Linked DNA regions of Homo sapiens: region 2 is linked to region 1. A link is an interaction called in ENCODE POLR2A ChIA-PET data of the cell type or tissue named here. Cell type or tissue: CD4-positive, alpha-beta T cell. All regions are shown on one strand. Links, peaks and the distances in the headings refer to the core of each region. The heading gives the core; the rest is flanking DNA.

Region 1 (5,376 bases), core at 304-5,303:
TGCAATGTCCACCTCCCAGATTCAGGCGATTCTCATGCCTCAGCCTCGCAAGCAGCTGGGATTACAGGCACCCGCCACCATGCCTGGCTAATTTTTTGTATTTTTAGTAGAGACGGGGTTTCACCATGTTGGCCAGGCTAGTCGAACTCCTGACCTCAGGTGATCACCCGCCTCAGCCTCCCAAAGTGTTGGGATTACGGGTATGAGCAACCGCGCCCAGCCTGAGACCCCATTTCTACACAAAAAATTTTTTTTTAATTAGCAGGGTGTGGTGTTGTGTGCCTGTGGTCCCAGCTACTTGGGAGGCTGAGGGGGTAGGATTCCTTGTGCACCAGAGCTCAAGGCTACAGTGAGCTATGATTGCACCGTGGCACTACAGCCTGAGTGCAGACCAAGACCCTGTCTTAAAATAATAATAATAATTATTATTAATGTAACTTATAACACTCATAGATGAAAAACAAAAACTCACATCATCTCATCTCAATAGATGTAGAAAAAGCATGTGATAAGATTTAACAACATTAAGGTAGATTTAGAGGTTTAAAAAAAAAAGATTTAACAACAAACTAGAAATAAAGGAAACTTCCTTTATCTATTAAAGAGCATCTACCCTAAACCTACAGCAATCATTATTATGAGTGGGAAGCCATTAGAAGCATTATCCTTTAAGTTCAGGAGTAGGGCAAGGATGCCTGCTGTCCTTGCTTCTAGCTGACATTAAATTGGAGGCTCTAGCAAAACACAAAACAAAGGAAAATAAATGAAAGGTATAGAATTGAAAAAAAACAACTTCATTATTAATAGATGATATGACTATCTACGTGGAATCTCTTCAAGTCCACAAATTATTAAAATTAATTAGGCAGCCAGGCGCGGTGGCCCATGCCTGTAATCCCAGCACTTTGGGAGGCTGAGGCGGGTGGGTCACGAGGTCAGGAGATCAAGACCATCCTGGCTAACACGGTGAAACCCCATCTCTACTAAAAATACAAAAAATTAGCTGGGCGTGGTGGCGGGCGCCTGTAGTCCCAGCTACTCGGGAGGCTGAGGCAGGAGAATGGTGTGAACCCAGGGGGCAGAGCTTGCAGTGAGCCGAGATCGCTCCACTGCACTCCAGCCTGGGTGACAGAGCAAGACTCTGTCTCAAAAAAAAAAAAAGAAAAATTAAGTAGGCGAATGATAAAATGAACACAATTCATAGTATCTCAATGAGATTTGTTAGAGGGATGGCACAGAAAAGGGAACACAGGAAGCTCCTATATAACTGGTGACATATTTCTCAAGTTGCAGGGTATGTTTAGTTTTATTATACTACTTCATAATATACATACACACATGTATATATATACCTACATACATATATATGCACTTATATTCTTTTGTGTATATATGCTTCATAAGTCAATTTTAACATTTGAAACAACATGTTTTTACTTTCTATATTGTACACTTATTGGTTGTTTCATTGTTTTACAACAAAAATGTAAAAAGGTCTGTGTTTTTGAAAATGGTTAAAGAAAGAAAAAGAACAAAAGGAAATGAAGGGAGGCTGGAATTTCACCAACAGCTTGATAGATGGGCGGGTGGATGGCCATGAGGGTGGCTAGTAAGGCCAAGTCCAATTGAAGTCAGGACAAGGGCTTAGTCAAGGACTGAGCAGAGGCTGGTAGAATTGGAGGGAAGTCTGATAGCACTGACCTTTAAACGGGCAATTTTTAAAGACTGGCAGGAGGCGGAGCCCAAATGCAGGGGGTTAAATGGTGAATGAATAAATAGCAAAAAATTGGAAACTACCCAAGGGCCTAACAATCAGGGCCTGGCTAAGCAACCATAGTACCATTCATAGAAAAAATGATGCTGTGTCCATACATAGGCGGGCTTATAAAATTAGGTGACGTAAAAAATTTCAGGACACAAAATAGCATTTGTGCAGATTACAATTATGAAAGGACATGCATGTGCTGCGAGAGCCAGAAAGGGCTGGACAGGATCGAGAGCAGCTCACGGATGCTGCTTTAAAGTCTATGGGATTTTCTTTCTTTTTTGGAATGCTGGCGATCCACAAACAAAAGCACATAATGTTGCTTTAAAATAAAAAGAGTGGCTGTTGAAGAAGTGGAGACAGCAGGTGAAGGCCACTCAGTGAAGAAACCTGACGGTGACAGGAAGAAATGAGCCGGCAGAGCAGCTGGCGGGGTGTGAAGGCTGGGGACAGCAGCTGGCGGGGGAGCTGGGGGCTGGGGGAAGTGGGGAGAGGAAGAAAGGAGGCTGTTCTGTTTCCTTTATTGCCTATAGCTCTACCTTATTTTTTAATATAAAAAATAGTAGTATCTCTTGGCTAGGCGCGGTGGCTCACACCTGTAATCTCAGCACTTTGGGAGGTCGAGGTGGGCAGATCACCTCAGGTCAGGGGTTCGAGATCAGCCTGGCCAACATGGCGAAACCCCATCCCTACTAAAAATACAAAAATTAGCTGGGTGGGGCGGGCGCCTGTAATCCCAGCTACTCGGGAGGCTGAGGTAAGAGAATCACTTAAACCCAGGAGGCAGAGGTTGCAGTGAGCTGAGATCATGCCGCTGCATTCCAGCCTGGGCAACAAGAGCGAAACTCTGTCTCAAAAAAAAGAAAAAGAAAAGTACCTCTTGAGACAAATTCAAACAGTCCAGAGTGTGTATGTATAAAGTGACAGAACCCTCAGCCTAGTCCCCATTGTCAACAGCTTAGTGTGCAGCTTTCCAGAGCTGCACCATTTTCTTTTACTTGCAGTGCATTCATTTTTAATTACAAAGTAAGATAGGCTGGTTTTTAATTACAAAGTAAGATGGGCTTGTTAAAATGTAGGATTAGAGAAAATAAAGAGTGAAATATTCTATCCTGCTGAAATCTCCCAACAGAGCTGACTGCTGTTGATTGGTCTGGAAAGGGTCTATGTGCATGTAAATACTTATGTATATATTCGGTTATGGTTTTTTGGTTGGTTGTTTTTACAGAAGCAGGAACATTTCCTACCTATAGTTGAGCAGTTTCATGCTACATCATGGTGGATCCCTCCCAAGTCACCACTGCCTAACATTCCACAGAATATAGTTGAAAGGTAAACTTCAGGGAACACAGGGGCATCTCTTTCCCTATAATTGGCAGGAAAGGAGCTCTAGAAACAAAAGGTTCAAGATGGAAGGAGGTATTGCTTGGAGGGGGGCTGCCCGTGGGAATAGGGAACATGCAGACAGAGAGGGTCTTCTTTCCGCCTTCTTCTCTTAAGCCAGAGTCCCATCCAAATGTAGCTAAGGTATACAGAAGTGTAAGGGGGAAGGGTTGTGATTAGAGCCTGAGTGATAAGGGTCACTACTGGGGGCTCAACTTCCTTGAGTGGACTGCTCTTCCCTCAACTGTGCCTAGGTCAGGCCTACTTATCAGAAACCTTAAGGGGAGGCTGGGTGTGGTGGCTCATGCCTATAACCCCAGCACTTTGGGGGGCCGAGGCAGTTGGATTGCCTGAGCCCAGGAGTTCAAGACCAGCCTGGGCAACATGGTGAAACCCTGTCTTTACAAAAAATACAAAAATTGGGCCAGAAGCGGTGGCTCACACCTGTAATCCCAGGGCTTTGGGAGGCCGAGGCTGGTGGGTCACCTGAGGTCAGGAGTTCAAGACCAGCCTGGCCAACATGGTGAAACCCTGTCTCTACTAAAAATACAAAAATTAGCCAGGTGTGGTGGCGGATGCCTGTAATCCCAGCTACTCAGGAGGCTGAGGCAAGAGAATCACTTGAATCTGGGAGGCGGAGGTTGCAGTGAGCCAAGATTGCGCCATTCCACTCCAGTCTGGGCAACAAGACCGAAACTCCGTTTCAAAACAAAAAAACAAAACAAAACAAAACAAAAACACACAAAAAAATTAGCTGGGGGTGGTGGCACACGCCCATAGTCCCAGCTACTCGGGAGGCTAAGGTGGGCAGATCGCTTGAACCCAGGAGGTGGAGGTTGCAGTGGGCCAAGATTGTGCCACTGAACTCCAGCCTAGGTGATAGAGCGAGACCCTGTCTCAAAAAAAATAAACAAACAAAAACCTTAAGGGGAGCCCTAGAATAGTGATTCTCAAAGTGTGGTCCCTATACCAGTAGAAGCAGCATCAACAACTTAGAAATGCAGATTGTTGGGCCCCACTTAGTCCTACTGAATCAGAATCTCTCAGCAATCAGTGCCCTCCAAGCAATCAGCAAACAGGCCCTCCAAGGAATGCAGGCTAAGCTTGGAGAACCTTTGTTCTAGAATGTGGATTTGGGTGTGATTTCTTCATCCCTCAGGCACCCCCATGTTCATTCTCCTAGAGGACAAGCAGGAGTCAGCCCTGAAGGGGATGGGTTATCAACTTCATAAGTGGTTTCTTCTGTGAGCTTAGAGGTTGCAGGCAAAGTCAGTGACCTAGGTAGTACCTGGGAGAGCCCTCCCTCTCTTCTCATGACAACACTTCCATCTCTTCACACGCCCCCCAAATAAAACAGAAAGGGAGGGGGGCAGTGGAAACCTACTGCTTTCCACTTTCCCTTAACGGTGTCCCCTGCCCCGGGGCACTGCCCTCTGCAGCATGGAGGACAGAGTAGGGAGTGAAGCTTTTGAATGAGGGGGAGGAAATGGGATGTGGCTTCATGTGGCTGGGTTGGGGGAGGGAGTTGGAAGGAGAGGAGGGAGGGAGAGGAAGAATGTCCTCATTTCACCCAGCTGCCTGGGCCTGCACCTGTTCAGCTGAGGCCCAAGGAAAGACACCAAGCCCGACAGTAAATGAAGCACGGCCCCACCCCATCTAGCGGGGCCCCTTCCCACACTGCAGCAGGGCCGGGTTAACTGACAGGAAAACTGTGAATGATTTCAGGTGGCTGAATGAGGGGCTGGGGAAACAGCTGTGCTCCTCTGCGGGGTGGAGCAACTGTCTTCTGTCACCCCCAGGCTCTCAGAGCCTCGGCAAGGTCAGCAGGAGTCAGATAGGTTGGGACCTGCTCAGACACCTTCTCCTACAGAAAGTGACATCACTGCCATCAGCGCTGAGGAGGTTCCGGGTGGTTAAGCCCTACAACATTCCACAACATTCTTTAGTTCCTCTATAGGCAACTATCTTCTTCTTTTTTTCTAAATAGACTGTTTTTTAGCACAGTTTTAGTTTCACAGGAAAATTGAGAGGAAATATTAAGTTTCCTCTTGGTCTGTCCTCCATAGAAACACTTCAGGAGTTCATCCAAGCAGTCAATCGGTCATTTCACAAGGATCCAATGAAGGCTTTCAAAAGTGATTCTTGAATCTGTAAGAACAACTGGTAGTGAATGAATGAATGAATGAATGAATGAATGAATGAATGGATTTTTCACTGACTGATTGATT
Region 2 (5,376 bases), core at 204-5,203, 52 kb before region 1:
TGTAATTCTGACCAATCAAATGTGGAGGTGGGTCTGCTAAGGGACTTCCATCAGTGGGGCACGGGAGGAAAACAGCTTCTTTCCTGCTTTGTGTGAGAATGGAGGAAGACATGGCACATTACTGAATACTTACTATGTGCCAGGCACTACTTTAAGAGTTTGAAAAAAAAATAAATCTCATTTAAAAAAAATTTTTGGTGGCCGGGGGCAGTGGCTCACGCCTTTAATCCCAGCACTTTGGGAGGCCAAGGCTGGTGGATCACTTGAGGCCAGGAGTTTGAGACCAGCCTGGCCAACATGGCAAAACCCCATCTCCACTAAAAATACAAAAATTAGCCCAGTGTGGTGGTGTGCACCTATAGTCCCAGCTACTCCAGAGGCTGAGGCAGGAGAATCACTTGAACCTGGGAGGCGGAGGTTGTGGTAAGCTGAGATTGCACCGCTGCACTCCAGCCTGGGGTACAGAGCAAGATTCTGCCTTAAAAAAAAAAAAAAAAAAAAAAAAAGGTGTGGTGGCTCATACCTGTAATCCCAGCACTTTGGGAGGCTGAGGCAGGCGAATCACGAGGTCAGGAGTTCAGACCAGCCTGGCCAACATGGTGAAACCCCATCTCTACTAAAAATACAAAAATTTAGCCGGGTGTTGTGGCGTGCGCCTGTAATCCCAGCCACTCGGGAGGCTGAGGCAGGAGAATTACTTGAACCCTGGAGGCGGAGGTTGCGGTGAGCGGAGAATAGCGCCATTGCACTCCAGCCTGGGTGACAGAGCAAGACTCTGTCTCAAAAAAAAAAAAAAAAAATTTTGTTTAGAGATGGAGGGGGCTTTACTGTGTTACCCAGGCTGGTCTTGAACTCCTGGCCTCCAGTGATCCTTCTGCTTCCACCTCCCAAAGTGCTAGGATTACAGACCTGAGCCATCGTGCCTAGCCTCATTCATTTAATCCACATAATATCAAACTTCTGAATTAAAGTATTATTATCCCATTTTACAGAGAGGTTAAGCAATTTACTCAATTGTCCTACAGTGATGGGCTTTGGAGCCAGGTTTGGCATGTAGAATCAACATGCTTAACCACTGTGCTGCGATGCCTGGAGCAGCTGCAGCCATCTTGCAATAATGAAAGAAGGAGCTGGCACCTGAGAATGACTGGAATGAATTTTCCTCCCTGATGATGTTATTAAGCTGCTGAATTAACCAATCCTGAACCACCTACCTCTGGACTTTTTGTGATGTGTGAAAGATATAAAATTTTCCTTATTGTTTAAGCTATGTTTACCCCTCAAGTTAAATATCTTTACTATCACTACTTTCTCTACTAACACCCACCTGATGGGGCAACCTTCAATAGCAAACAGGCAGCATTCTCCCAAACATTCAAGAAAGAAGTAATTTCAATCTTACACAAACGCTTTCAGAGAATATAAAGAGAGGTTCACTTCAAATCATTTTTAATATAATGATTCCAAAACCCAACAAGAACAATATGTGAAAAAAAATTACACTTATGAACATGGATGCAAAATCCTAAGCAAAATATTAGCAAACTGATTCCAGCCAATATGTAAAAAGGGTAATATGTTGTGATTAAGTTGACTGTATACCAAAGTGCATGGTTAGTTTATTATTTTGAAAAAAAACCAATATAATTGATCACACTAACAGATTAAAGAGGGAAAATCATATGACTACATCAACAGATACCAAAAAAGTGTTTGATAAAAGTCAACATCCATTCATAAGAAAAAACTCTTGGCAAAGCAGGGATAAGTGGGAACTTCCCTAGTCTTACATAGGATAGCTACTGAAACCCCACAGCAAACATCTTAGTGGTGACACATTAAAAGTAAACCAGGCAAGCCGGCATGGTGACCCTATCTCTACAAAAAAAAAAAAAAAAAATTAGCCAAACTGTAATCCCAGCACTTTGGGAGACTAAGGAGGCAGGAGGATTGCTCGAGGCCAGGAGTTTGAAACCAGCCTGGGCAACAAAGTAAGACCCTGTCTCTACAAAAAAAAATTAATTAATTAAAAATTAGCCAGGTATGGTGGTGCATGCCTGCAGTCTCAGCTACATGGGAGGCTGAGGCAGGAAAATTGCTTATGCCTAGGAGGTCAAGGCTGCAGTGAGGTGTGATTGCACCTGGGCAGCAGAGCGAAACCGTATCTCAGAAGAAAATAAAAAATTCAACTTGAGAAAGCTGATTGAATAAAAATTTTAAATATGTATATATTTAAATGTAGGGCCGGGCGTGGTGGCTCACGCCTATAATCCCAGCATTTTGGAAGGCGGAGGTGGGTGGATCACAAAGTCAGGAGTTCAAGACCAGCCTGGCCAACATGGTGAAACCCTGTCTCTACTAAAAATACAAAAATTAGCCGGGTGTGGTGGTGGGCCCCTGTAATCCTAGCTACTTGGGAAGTTGAGGCAGGAGAATCACTTGAACCCAGGAGGTGGAGGTTGCGGTGAGCCAAGATTGTGCCACTGCACCCCAGCCTGGGCGACAGAGCGAGACTCCTTCTCAAAAAAAATAAAATAAAATAAAATAAATAAATAAACATAAACCAGGAAAGTGCCAAACATGCCAGTTCAGTGGGCAGAACTAGGGCCTTTAGAAAGGGCTGGGAAAGACCATGAGGTGCTGGCTCCGCCTCCATTACCAACCTGGCCAGAACTTTCCTAGTACTAAGCAAGGCTGATCCTCAACGTTCTAAAGGTAGGCCATCATATTCCCACCCTGCTTGCAACTTACACATGTTTATGTATGGCACCATCTTTCTTTAGTCCTCAGATTTTAAACCCTTTACAGCAAAGAAGAATGGATTTCTCTGAGGAATCTGATAGCATGATCTAAATCTGATTGCCCTCTGCAAAACTGAAATTTATTTGAAGTCTAAATATTCTGCCTTAGAAACCTATATACATCTTGGATTCTGGCCCTTAAGATAGCCCTAATTGTTGTAATATAAAACAATGGTGGCCAGGCGCGGTGGCTCAAGCCTGTAATCCCAGCACTTTGGGAGGCTGAGGCGGGCGGATCACGAGGTGGGGAGATCGAGACCATCCTGGCTAACACAGTGAAACCCCGCCTCTACTAAAAATACAAAAAAAAATTAGCCGGGCGTGGTGGCAGGCGCCTGTATTCCCAGCTGCTGGGGAGGCTGAGGCAGGAGAATGGCATGAACCCGGGAGGCGGAACTTGCAGTGAGCCAAGATCGCACCACTGCACTCCAGCCTGGGCAACAGAATGAGACTCCGTCTCAAAACAAACAAACAAACAAACAAAAAACAATGGTTTAAGTTACTAAAGGAAAAGTTAACTCCACACAAACAACTGGCAGAAGGAGTTTTCCTAGGGGTTTTCAAATCCTCCGTTGAAAGGCTGGGCCTATATTACTGTTGCAAAAGCCTCCCAGAGAGCCTCATCTTCACATTGCTTCCAGATAGATCCAAATCAATGGCCCAAGGCCATCTGATTAATCTCTCACAGACACTCCTTTCGTCTTCAGTCCAAGGACCTGCTTATCAGGTTAAATTTAAAAGACAACCAGCCTGGTTTTCAAAATTGCCTTCAAGAAGAGGCCCCAGCAGCCCTAACCAATTTTATCTCAGCCCTAGCACTCCAGCCCACCTCTGGGCCTTATCACCCACCGCTGGCATCCTGCTTCTTTCTCCAAATCCAGCCTCTTCCCTTAAGGCCTAGCTCCTGGCCCATCTGTTCCATGAAGCTCGCAGGGTGTGGAATTGAAAGATCACAGAAATTTAGGGCCAGAAGGATCAATGTCGCTTAAGGGCACGCATCCACTTAATGGTTGTTGTAAAGTATTCTCCTTGTTTCCTGTGAATAAATCCTGTTTTCTCCCAAAAAAATGGAAATTCCTGAGGGTAGGCACCACATCTTTGTAGTTCCAAAGGTTAACCTGCTGGAAGAGGTACCCTGCATGAAGATGTGTGCTTTGATTCCTGCCTCTCTGCTCAGGCAATTCCCCTGTTTGGATAGTCTTTCCCAACCTGTTGTCAGCCATTCACAGTTCCAGATTCCTCTCATTGTAGGTTATTTGCTTTTTCATTTCTATTTATTTTTGTTTTTTAAAATTTTTTGCAGAGATGGGGTCTATGTTGTCCAAGCTGGTCTCGAACTCCTGGCCTCAAGCAATCCTCCTACCTCGGCTTCCCAAAGTGCTGGGATTACAGGTATGAGCCACCAAACTTTACCTTACTTTATCTTTATCTTTTTTTTTTTTTTTTGAGACAGAATCTCTCTGTCACCCAGACAGACAGACCAGTGATGCAATCTCAGCTCACTGCAACCTCCACCTCCTGGGTTCAAGTGATTCCCTGCCTCAGCCTCCTGAGTAGCTGGGACTACAGTTGCAAGCCACCATGCCCAGCTAATTTCTGTATTTTTAGTAGAGACGGGTTTTCACCATGTTGGCCAGGCTGGTCTTGAACTCCTGACTCCAAGTGATTCGCCCACCTTGGCCTCCCGAAGTGCTGGGATTACAGGTGTGAGCCACCATGCCTGGCCTACTTTTTCATTTTTAAATTGTCATTAGGGTTGTTACAGCATGGAGCAAAAAATATATATTTACATTTTTAGCAAAAAGCCATACTTCCCCCAAACTCGAAAACCCCTGCTAGGTGAGTCATTCTATTCTGTACAGTAGAATTTGTATTATTCATTCACTTGGTCCACAGAACTTTATTGAGATCCTATCAAACACAAGATATACCTGGGGCCACAAACAATACAAAGACAAATAAAACAGTTCTTTTCTCTTAAAGAGAATATAGTCTCCTGGGGGAATTTAGATGTGCTTTGCTTTCCTTCTTACTAATTTACCTTTACTTGATTATTTAATTGACTCAAGTATGTGGGTTTGGGGCTTTGACTCATCATGTGGCCAGAAAGTTCCCTGAAATCAGGAATTGAATCTTCTAATTTTTTTGGTATCTAGGTAGGGTAAGAATATGTTCCAGTTAATGTCAGTCTTATTGGCATATTTCTTAATGGTGCACCCTTTCACTCTCAGAAGCGTCTCAGTTCGGAAACAAGTGTTAGTCACAATGTGGAGAAACTAGAACATTCACACACTGCTGGTAAAAATGTAAAATGGTATCACTACTTCAGAAAACAGTTCTGCAGTTCCTCAAAATGTTCAATAGAGTTACCACCTAACCTAGCAATTCCACTTCTAGGTATACACCATGAAAAATAAAAACGTACATCCACACAAAAACTTGTATACAAATGTCAGAGGATCGGCCGGGCACGGTGGCTCACGCCTGTAATCCCAGCATTTTGGGAGGCCGAGGCTGGTGGATCACCTGAGGTCAGGAGTTCGAGACCAGCCTGACCAACATGGAGAAACCCCAT

What was found. ChIA-PET counts read pairs that join two places held together with the same protein. Peaks named below come from ENCODE experiments on the same cell type or tissue, not always from the same donor. Only the 100,000 strongest peaks of a DNase experiment are listed, where the experiment ranks them.
Region 2: POLR2A ChIA-PET joins it to region 1 with 7 read pairs; 14 of 35 experiments call an interaction of 5 or more read pairs at or near these places.

What each region holds. Positions count from the first base shown.
Region 1 is chr6:42,005,760-42,011,135 of GRCh38, forward strand. It overlaps LOC105375059 (a long non-coding RNA gene), which reads left to right. Exons shown (of 5, transcript XR_001744119.2): 2 at 2,994-3,097. It also overlaps a transcript of CCND3 not described here. Among named protein-coding and RNA genes, the nearest start is that of TAF8, 42 kb to the right of the region's middle. RefSeq lists enhancers at 2,033-2,122, 3,378-4,334, 4,335-5,290. In CD4-positive, alpha-beta T cell, for the core only: no CTCF peak of the experiment used is centred there; DNase peaks (open chromatin) are centred at 2,192 and 4,622; H3K27ac peaks cover 921 bases.
Region 2 is chr6:41,953,770-41,959,145 of GRCh38, forward strand. It overlaps a transcript of CCND3 not described here. Among named protein-coding and RNA genes, the nearest start is that of CCND3, 15 kb to the left of the region's middle. In CD4-positive, alpha-beta T cell, for the core only: no CTCF peak of the experiment used is centred there; no DNase peak of the experiment used is centred there.